Regions from separate parts of the Homo sapiens genome. Here regions 1 and 2 are each linked to region 3. Evidence: chromatin contacts called from ENCODE Hi-C or POLR2A ChIA-PET data. All regions are on one chromosome and are shown on one strand. Each heading gives the region's core, a stretch centred on a gene start or an enhancer-like site at or near the end of the contact. The rest is flanking DNA. Distances are from core to core; before and after follow the strand shown.

Region 1 (3,391 bases), core at 539-3,038, 74 kb before region 3:
CCCTGGCAGAGGCCCTCACACAGGGTAGGCAGGAGGGCACGCTGGATGTGAATCCCAGCTCAAGCCCTTACCGGCTGTGTTGTCTGTCTCTTACTTAACCTCTCTGAACTTCCATTTTCTCCTCTGACTTCAGGGCTGCACATGTAAGAGGGATAGTGTTGGGAAGTGCTTAGTACACATTAGGTACTCAGTGGTGATAACAGAGGTGGTGACAATGACATGGTTTATCCCCAGCTGACCTTTTCCAGAAAAGATCCTATCAGTCAGTGTTCTGCATTTTAAAATGTGCCACCAGGATGGGGCACGGCAGCTTGAGCCTGTAATCCTGGCACTTTGGGAGACTGAGGCTGTAGGATCGCTAGAGCCTAGGAGTTTGAGACCAGCCTGGGCAACATAGGGAGACCGCCCCCACCGCCCACCTTTACAAAAAAATTAAAAATTAGCCGGTCATGGTGGCATGCATCTGTAGGCTCAGCTACTCAGGAGGCTGATGCAGGAGGATCACTTGAGCCCAGGAGGTCAAGGCTGCAGTGAACCATGACTGAGCCACTGCAATCCAGCCAGGGCAACAGAGCAAGATGCTATCTCAAAAAAAAAAAAAAAAGTGCTATTAAGAGCTGAACTCTGTTCTGGGGGGAGTAGCCTTTCCTTCCCTTCTCTGAGCCTCAGTTTCCCTATATATAAAAGAAAGGAATCAGATAAGATGGCCTGAAAGGCTGCCACCAGTTCTAATGCTCTCAGGTCCTGCTCTCTGACCTACCCAGGACACATGGAACCATCATCACCTCCTTGATCCAGGCACTCTACTCCTCATAATGGAACCAAGATGGTCTTCACTTTATTTTTTTTTTCCCATTGTCCCTGTCCTTACTGCCCTCTGTGTTATGCCAACCTCCTCTGAGTTAACTGAGGCTCAGAGGCTCAAGCAGTCTTTGCCACCCTCTCCCCACTGTCCCCCCCACCCCTCACTCTCCCACCAGACTGTCTGCTCCATCCCCGTCCCAACTGCTCCCACCTGGACTCCCTGCTGCCCTTGGTTCCTACCCCACCCCTCTGTCCACTCCCCCACTCACATACCTGGCCCTCCTTCCCCCATGCAGCCCATCTACCTTCACAGGGAGGCAGCAAGACACCCCCGCCGGCCTAGGAGGGTCGAGATCCTAGGACTCTACTTTTTCCAGTCCTGGTATTTGCCTACACGCCCCAGCCTCCCACCCCCAGCGCCCCCCCCAACACACACACACCCACACACACACACACGCACGCACGCACGCAATTATAACCCCCTTAGGGACAGCCGTTGTGTCTGCTGTAGTTTAGCCTTGGATTCATCATGGCTTCGACATCGCCGGCCCTGGGCCAGTGTTCGAGAGCATGGCCCCAAACAGTTCTTGCTCTGTTCAGCTCCCCACATTGCCAAGCTGCGAGCGGGCTCTCTGTGCTTCCTGCCTTCTGTCTGCCTCGCCTGTTCTCTCCAGGTAGGCGGCTCCTCCTCCAAGCTCCCCCAGCCCTGGGCTGACCTCTGTCACCTGGATGGTGGGTGCGGGTTCTCCGGGCATGCACCTCGTTCCCCTCTTTACTCCCAGCAGTGGCTGAAACTTGTGGGTGCTTGATCGTGCTAGTTAAATGAATGAACATGTGGTGGTTACAGGCAAACCCACAATGCCACACAGGACACCGACCAACAACTGAAAACGGTGACAGCTGCCCTTACCCGCAGCTCCCCAGCGTAGCCCTCCCCCATCGCAGCCAGACCGGCTTGCCCACTGCGCAGCAAGGCGGAGCCCCGCACAGCTAAGCCCGGGCGTGGTGCTCGCGGCGCCCTCTGCTGGCCGGGCCCACGGCCTCCTCCTGCGCACGCGCGCCGCCACCCCGGGACCAGACCTAAAGGGAGAAGGCGCGATCTGGGGCCCTCCCTCCGCACCCCCTCGCCCCGAGAAGCCCCAAACCCAGGTCTTTGACCCTCATGAACATCCTTTGTCCTTCCTCTCTCCTGCTCCCCCTGCAAACATTTTAGGCATCCCTAAATGATCACCAGCCCTCGCCTGCTCTCTTAGCAGGCCTCCAGGTGGGGTTAGAATTGTCAAATGCTGGCACAGGACGAAACCCTAATAATAATAACTATGATGATGACGGCAGCTGCTGCTGAGCGGGCACTTTGTGGTTACCTTAGCAACCTTCCACCATCCAGGAAGTGCAGCCCCTTCTTTCACAGGCGGCAGCTGCAGCCAGAGGCGTGCGGGGACTTCCCAAGGTCACACAGCAAGAATCCTAAGAAACCCGGGGTGTTTCCTCTGCCTACGTGGAGCTAACCCTGCCTCCAGAAGCAGGGGCCTTGAGATGGGAGCAGAGCGATCTGGTGCCCCGGAAACCCCACCCCCACCCCCACCTTGCCCCATGCGCAGCGAACGTGGCTACATTTCCTATCGTTTGTCCAACCCATCATTTTGCCTTTGGGAAAATTGCAGGGGAGGTGGAGGCCAGAGGACAGGGAGACAAACGTTCGTGGGCATCTGCCACGAGCACATTTGCCACGCTTTGTGACAGGCCCTTTCCCGTTACACACCACACCTGCCCAGGACCGCAGCACAGAACCAGGACCCAAACCCGCCGACTCCCTCCCTAGTGCTCCTTCCTCACCCCCCACCCCCTCCCCCCTCCGCAAGTTCTCTCTTGGAAAAGGGGCCGCTGGGAAGGGGAGGAAACGCACTCACTACAGGACTCCAGGTGGGGTCCAGAGGCTCTGCCCCTGGTGCCTCTTCCCCAGCCCTAAAGCCCCCAGCCCTAGAGAGGGGACCCTCCTGCACAACATCTCCAGGGGACCGGGTACTCCACTAGGGTCGAGAAACGTTGAATAGTGCGGTGGGTGCGGGAGGCGCGCCTAGGTGCCGAAACCCGGTCTGTGCTGCCATCCTGTGGCCATTGCAGGAAGTGTGCCTGTCAGGCCGCTCTGCATTGAACCTGAAATGCCGGGTCACCCTTGGGTTGAGTGAAACCGGGCCCCATGCTGAGGCTACAAGGGACATAGAAAGGGACAAGACGCAGCCCGTGCCCTGAAAGAGCTTACAGTTCGGTAGGATGGCCTTCAAATGACATGATCCAACACTCAACTCGGCGCCAGATACCGCCCAAAATAGAAGATCGTGCAAAAGGTTCCAAAAGGTGGAGGCAGCCTGCCCCGAAGCACATCGAGAAAGCCCTCCTGCAGCAAAGCCGTGTCGAGACTGGGCCTTACAGGGCAGGCGGGGCTGGGGCAAACAGAGATGAAGGAAGGCGCTCCAGGCGGAGAGACCAGCCTGAGCAAAGGCACAGGGGCAGGAAACACGGATTCTCAGGAATCCAGCTTGTCCCAAGTCTAGGTCAACTGTGAAGGGGAGAGCAGCATGGCCAG
Region 2 (3,475 bases), core at 476-2,975, 91 kb before region 3:
GGTTGCACTGAGCCAAGATCACACCATTGCACTCCAGCCTGGGCAACAAAAGCGAAACTCTGTCTCAAAAAATAATAATAAAATAAAATAAATTTTAATTTATTTTAAATAATTTAAAATTTATAAATTAAATTTTATAATTTTATATTATAAACAGATTTAATTATTTAAATATAATTACAAATAAATATATAATTAAAATTTAATAATTTTAAAATAAATTTAATTTAATTTAATTTAAAAATCAATGAGTAAATGGCTTGAGTGTGTGGTCCCTCTGTCCAGGTGGAGATGCTGGGAGGTGGAAGGCAGAATTCACAACCGAAGGGATTTTCTCCTCCCTAGTCGCCTCCCCCAGTAGTTGATGGCGGCTGCCACACCTCAAGCCAAGCAGGGGACCTGGCAGTGTTCACCCGCCAGCTGCGTGAACGCCCGTAACTCTTTACGGCAGAAGACCAAGGGTGCGTCTGGTCCTCAGAACTGCAGGATGCACCGGCAGCGATGGAGAAGCCTCCTTGGATGAGGCAGGGTGAGGAAGGAGACCAGACAAGCAAGTCCTCCTCCCAGAGGCAGGGACAGGAAGCAGGAGCAAGGGGCCACCAGGGAAGCTGCAGGGGCTAGAACCCAGGGAACTTTCTAGAAAGGCTAGCTGGCCCTAACAGACCCCTGGCCTGGAGGAAGACCTCCAGGGCAGGTTAGGCGGGCCAGTCACATCTCCGGGGGTGATTTAAAAGGCACCACCTTGGGACAAAAGGATGGAAGCATTGACCAGACAAATGCCTGACCCGGCAGCAGCAGAAAAGGATGCATGGAACCCTGTGGGGTTCCCACCTCATGAGGTCGTCTCTCCTCATTCTTGTGCTCGGTGGCTCCCAAGGGGCAGGCTCTAGTGCTCCCCATGGAGACCCCAGGCCCAGCCGCCTTCCAAGGCTCATGCCCTGTTAAACGGGGACACGCTCCGGCCGCCCGGGATCCCCAAATCTGTAGCAGGAGCGCCCTCTGCTGGCCATCTTGGGTGGCGCCTCTGCGCTGCAGTCCCGAGAGGAGCCCGCGAGGCCGCGGGAGGAATGCAGGGACCCTGGAGACCCATCCTCCACCTGCGCTCTGCAAACTACTCCTTCTCCCCCAGGGTCCTGGCTCCTCCTCGCCATCTTCAGCTTCACCGTCTCTAGTCCCTTAACAGCCAGAGCACCAGGCCCCGGCTGGGCCGTGTGTCCATGCCTCTGCCTCCAGGCGCATGGACACAACATTCCCTTCTGAAGCTGGCCTGCGCTGTGTATCACCCCCTATCCCCCATCCCTCCATCTCAAAAAAGCCCTTCCCTGCCTTTGGCACGTGTCCCTCCCCCACGCCCACCCGCTCAAGTCCCTCTGTTAATAAACTGCTAACCCCAAAACCAGCCTTCCCTCCAGCTTGCCCGGCCCCGAGTCTGAGGGTCCCTGGAGCAGACACGCTCCACCCGCGGGGACCTCTCCCTCCTGTCAACTCCTGAGGAGCGGCAGCGGCTTCTGGGCTTCCCACGCGGGGTGTGACACCAACGGGGGACATAATACAAACGAACGAGGGTAAAGTCCGTGTGCACACCTGTGCATGGCCACATGCGGATGTGCGTCCAGGCGTGCCTTGCAGGTGTGTGGGCAGTGACTGCGCCCACCCCTCTGTCGGGTCTCGCCACGCTTAGCTGGGTGGGCTCCTTCCAACCCAGGCTGGGGCTGAGCAGGAGGAAGCCGCGGCCTCGCCCCCAGAGGGCAGCACTGAGCTGTTCTGGCCCGACTGCTGCCAGACTCTACCCGGAGAGGAGTCCTGAGTTTCCCCGTCCAGGGCCTGGGGGAAGGACTTCAAATCTGTAAAGGAAAGCAAGGAATCAAATCCCAAATCCAGGCTAGCGGTTACACTGCGGGCAGAGCGCGAGGCGCACATCGAAGCTAAAATGTCCAAAATTGGGCAGTGGATTCACGGATGTTTGTTGTGCTTTTATTCTTTTTTTGTTTTTTTCTTTTTTTTTTTTTTTTTTTTTTTTGAGGTCGAGTTTCACTCTTGTCGCCCAGGCTGGAGTGAAATGGGGTGATCTCGGCTCACTGCAACCTCCACCTCCTGGGTTCAAGCGATTCTCCTGCCTCAGCCTCCCAAGTAGCTGGGATTACAGGCGCCTGCCACCACGCCCGGCTAATTTTTGTATTTTTAGTAGAGACAGGGTTTCACCATGTTGGCCAGGCTGGTCTCGAACTCCTGACCTCAGGTGATCCGCCCACCTCGGCCTCCCAAAGTGCTGGGATTACTGGCGTGAGCCACAGCGCCCGGCAGTGCCTTCATTCTTAAATCCTACACATATTTTGTAAATATTATTTTGAATCTATTCAGTATTACTCTTTTCAAAATAAAGGCCTCCGAGCCCTCTCTAGAATGTGGAAAGACCACTCATCGCTCAGTGGAGCAAAGTGAGCCTACAAGCTCCCCAGATCGCCCCCAGAACCCCCAGAATGCAGAGGGCTCTGAGTGTCTCTGGGGTTGCCTGTGGCTTTGGGGAAGGGGAGAGCCTGGACCCAGGCTTCTTTACCGCCCGGAGTCCCGGGTCAGCACTCCTGCAGGATAAGCCACACATCGACACGCAGCTCACACACACACACACACACTTCCAGATTCATACACAGGTGCATGCTCACAGGTTGACACACACATGCTCAAAGACTCATACACACACGTTCACACATAGCTCACATGCACATACACACACACATTGAGACTCTCAGACACACACAGACTGATACACGTACATTCACACACAGCTCATACGAACATTTACACTCTCAAATTCACACACAGGCACATGCTCACAGGCTGACACACACTCAAAGACTCATATACACACATTCACACACAGTTCACATGCACACTCACACTCCCAGATTCACACACAGGCGCATGCTCACAGATCGATACACACACACTCAAAGACTCCTATATACACATTCACACATAGCTCACAGGCACATCCACACACACACATTGACACTCTCAGACATGCGCACACACAAAGACTCACACACACACGTTCACACACAGCTCACACACACACTCCCAGATTCACACACAGGCGCATGCTCACAGATACACACTCAAAGACTCATATACACACATTCACACACACATTGACACTCTCAGACACATGCACACACAAAGACTCACACACACGTTCACACACAGCTCATACACACACTCACACTCCCAGATTCACACACAGGCACATGCTCACAGGCTGACACACACTCAAAGACTCATACCCATTCACGTGCCGCTCACATGTACATTCACACACATACACTGACATTCCCAGACTCACACACACCAGCACATGCTCACAAACTTCCCCATACTCACAAACTTCCCCATACTCACACTCACACTCATAGACTCATGTCCACACTGTCACCCACTCATGGACACACGCGCAAACTTTCACATTCACACAACCTCT
Region 3 (3,387 bases), core at 582-3,081:
AAATTGTTTCTGGCCCCATGAGGAAGAAGCCCTGGGAAACCCCTGGAGAGTTTGACGGGGAAGAAGGCAGAGGCAGTGGGATGGAGAAGACAGAGATGAAGTTAGGAGACCCTGAAAGCTCCCCCAGCTGACCACACCCTCTAGGTCAGCGCACTGGCAGCCAGCAACTCTGGCTACGGCCACCAGAGGGCAGTGTCAGCCCGTATACCTCCCCACGTGGCTTCCTCACCTACAGGCTCAGTCGCCCCACAGAAAGTGGAGTAGGGACAGAGACTCCATTTTACAAATGGAGAAACCAGGGCTCAGGGCCCGTCATTCTGGAAGTAAGCATTTTGGCCTGGCTGACAGATATCTGCCTTTCGACAGCCTAGGGCTGTCCAGGAGACTGGGGGTAGTCTCTGATCCAGGCCTCTCAAGTGGTTTTCCTCTGTCAACCACCCCCTCCCTCTCCTGCTTCTCATCTAGGGGGAGAAATCAGACACAGCAAAGACCCTTGGCCTCCTGTCCTCCCTCCCAGTGTGCATCCATGGACCCTCCTGGATCCGAAAGAGGATGGGAGGGTGCAGAAGACTTGCCAGGCTGCAAAGCCAGACCACCCACCACCTAATTGTGCACACCCCCTGAACCTGGGGCACATTCACTCCAGTGCCCAGCCCTGGGCAGCACACAGGTGGCTCAGGCCCCTCCTCCTGCCCCCTCCCCTGGCCTGACCCTGGGAAAAAAAACACCTGGAACAGGGTAGGTAATAGAAAGAGCCCCTAAGGGTCGGTGCCAGGGACCTGGGGGGGACAGGCACCGGGGTTACTTTCTGCAGGGGAGCAGGGTGGAGGGGCACCCTGAACTAGGAACAGGGGAGACCTCCTCACCCCCGCCGCAGTCCTGCTGTCTCCTGCAGGCCTTTCGGGGGCCCTCCCCCATCTCTGATCCAGGCCTTCCCCTCCAGAACCAGGCAGTGGCCGCCATAGCCCTCACCCCCACCCCAGAACCCAGGTACAGTCCCTCCTTACATCAGCAGAGAATGGGGGACTTGAGGGCCTAGGCCCTCAGAGGTTCCCCTTTAACTTTTCTTTTTGTTTTTTTGAGAGGGAGTCTCACTCTGTCGCCCAGGCTGGAGATCAGTGGCATGATCTCAGCTCACTGCAGCCTCCGCCTCCTGGGTTCAAGCAATTCTCCTGCCTTAGCCTCCCGAGTAGCTGGGACTACAGGCACATGCCACCATACCCATCTAATTTTTGTATTTTTAGTAGAGACGGGGTTTCACCATTTTGCCCAGGTTGGTCTTGAACTCCGGACCTCAAGTGATCCATCTAGCCTCGGCCTCCCAAAGTGCTGGGATTATAGGCATGAGCCACCACACCTGGCTCCCTTTAACTTTTCTCCTCTTCTTAAAGAGCCCAGCCCAACTCCTGGGCCACTGAGCCCCTCTGGCCTGGAACAAGGAGGTAACGAGGTGCTGGGGGCAGCTGGGGGTCTGAGCCCTCTGCCTGCTGTCTTCCATGGCCCCGCTGCTGGCCAGGACCGAAAGGGAGAGAGGCAAGGAGAGAAAGGACAGAGAGCAAGTGCCGGGGACGAGGGCAAGGGGCTGAGGTGGCTGGGACCTCAGGTGGAGAGTACTGACCCCCACTCTGAAGTTCTTCCCCACCTGGGGGCTCCTATCCTGGAGGAAGGCCCCGCCTCCCACACAGGCTCACTCCTGCTCTTGGTTCTGATGTCTGACTCCTCCTCTGAGAAGCCCTCCCTGGTGGGGCTCACCTGTGTTAGGTATCCTGTGCCAGATCAGGCCTCTCTGTGTCCTCCCCTCCCCTGGCATTCTCTCCCGACTCTGTCCGCTCACAGGGTAAGATGATGTCATTGACAAGATGATCTATTTAGTAACAATGAGAGCAGTATCTGTTTTGCTCACTTTTGTATTCTCAGGACTCTAATGAGGCATCCAATAAATATTTGTTGAATGAACACATCAGTGGATTCTCTGGGTATGGATGGTGGGAGTGGTAATCGCCCTGGGGAAGTGACTTCCGGTAAGGGTGAGATCCTAGGACTCTGGACTCCCAAACCAGGGCTCCACATCCCCTGGCACAGGTGAGCGCCACCAGGAACCCTCCAGGGGCACCTGTGGGAGAGGATGGAGACCGGCCAGGATGTGAGCCACAGATCCCCAGGGAGTGAGCCTTGGCACAGCCAGGTGCCCACTTCTTCCCTAGAGCCCTCAGCCCAGCCCCGCTCCTTTCCCCAGGGACCAGAGCAGGAGGCCTGGGCTGGCCTGATATGGAGCTGGGTCCAGCAGGTCGGCAGTGCCCTGACCTGGGAAGCTCCACGGGAAGCAGCTGGGAGTGGGGGGACCACAGCACCCTCTGTGAGGAGGGCAGGACCGTCAGCTGCGTCCAGCCTGCTGGACAGGCAATACCAGGTGGTGGCGAGCCTAGAAGGATGTTCTGGCCCTTTGGCCTCCCTGAGCTACCTCCAGGCTCAGGGATAACACCAAGGAGCCCTTCGCTCCCTGACCTCTGTCCCCAGAGTCAGCAATTCCCTCTCATCCCTGCGTCCATGTCCAGGCTCTGAGCCCTTCCAGGGACAATTTGTGGGATTGGGGATAGAGACAGAGGAATAAATACACATTCACTGAGACCTGACTAGGTGCCGTATGGATTTTGGATATATTTCATTTTATCATCACTGGAAGGAAAAAAATACTGCTGTGTTATAGATGAAAAACAGAAGCCCAGAGAGGTCAAGCAACTTATCCAAGGCCACACAGCCAGGAAGTATCAGGGAGGGAAGATCACAAAGGCTTGTCTTACCAACAGCCCATGTGCTGTCCACGGCCTCCCAGTTCAGAGAAGAAGCTGGGCGACCCTCCCTCTCCCGTACCCAGGGGTGCCTGTGCTCACTGGGTTTGCTTCCACATAATACTACTTATGAGCCAACTGTTAGGTCTTATAAATTAGATGCCCACCGTGGGCATCTGCCCCATGGCCTCTGGAGGAATCCTGCCAGAGGATGGAGATAAAGGAAGGACAAATACCAAGTGCCTTTTGCAGACGCTATGTCCGCTCTTCCTTCTTCAAGCCTCAGCTCAGACGCCACCCAGTCTTGGGAGCCTCCCCTGATCTAACCTGGCTGGATCTGGGTCCCTGCCTCCCAGATCCAATGTGCTTCCCTCTACCTCAGCCTTCCACACACTGGGGCAAAAGCAAGAAGGGCTTCTGTGCCCAGCTTTTAGTATCTGAGCCTGCCTTGGCCCATGCTTGATGGGCTCAGAGGGAAACACTTGTACTCTGACATAAATCCGAAATAACAGAATCATCCTGACTGGTTCCAGTCTTCAAAATAAGAAAGACTGAGTTTTCACCATAAACCTGGACTCCTGGCCGGGCGCGGTGGCTC

The links. Hi-C counts contacts between places; a loop is a spot of excess contacts on that map. ChIA-PET counts read pairs that join two places held with the same protein, here RNA polymerase II (POLR2A). Pooled maps may share reads with other maps.
Region 1: a pooled map shows a loop between it and region 3 (2.4-fold over the local background). The contact joins two enhancer-like sites. A Hi-C loop is called at or near these places in 4 of 50 pooled maps. POLR2A ChIA-PET finds 5 or more read pairs at or near these places in 7 of 52 experiments (A549, H1, HEK293 and 4 more).
Region 2: a loop to region 3 is called in a pooled map, with 2.2 times the contacts of the local background. The contact joins two enhancer-like sites. A Hi-C loop is called at or near these places in 1 of 50 pooled maps. POLR2A ChIA-PET finds 5 or more read pairs at or near these places in 2 of 52 experiments (B cell and WTC11).

What each region holds. Positions count from the first base shown.
Region 1 is chr17:41,664,248-41,667,638 of GRCh38, forward strand. No RefSeq gene overlaps it. Among named protein-coding and RNA genes, the nearest start is that of EIF1, 23 kb to the right of the region's middle. RefSeq lists enhancers at 946-1,465, 1,466-1,983, 1,504-1,593, 2,014-2,143, 3,014-3,243 and a silencer at 1,714-1,953. Within about 2 kb of position 1,789, at least 39 of the 41 ENCODE cell types and tissues checked have a DNase peak (open chromatin) inside an H3K27ac peak, as active enhancers do; they include PC-9, where a contact is called at or near this core.
Region 2 is chr17:41,647,071-41,650,545 of GRCh38, forward strand. It overlaps LOC124904004 (a long non-coding RNA gene), which reads right to left. Exons shown (of 2, transcript XR_007065756.1): 2 at 207-1,844. Among named protein-coding and RNA genes, the nearest start is that of KRT17, 24 kb to the left of the region's middle. RefSeq lists enhancers at 305-1,180, 733-882, 913-1,072, 1,471-1,580. Within about 2 kb of position 1,726, at least 22 of the 41 ENCODE cell types and tissues checked have a DNase peak (open chromatin) inside an H3K27ac peak, as active enhancers do.
Region 3 is chr17:41,737,985-41,741,371 of GRCh38, forward strand. No RefSeq gene overlaps it. Among named protein-coding and RNA genes, the nearest start is that of HAP1, 5.0 kb to the left of the region's middle. Within about 2 kb of position 1,832, at least 7 of the 41 ENCODE cell types and tissues checked have a DNase peak (open chromatin) inside an H3K27ac peak, as active enhancers do; they include PC-9, where a contact is called at or near this core.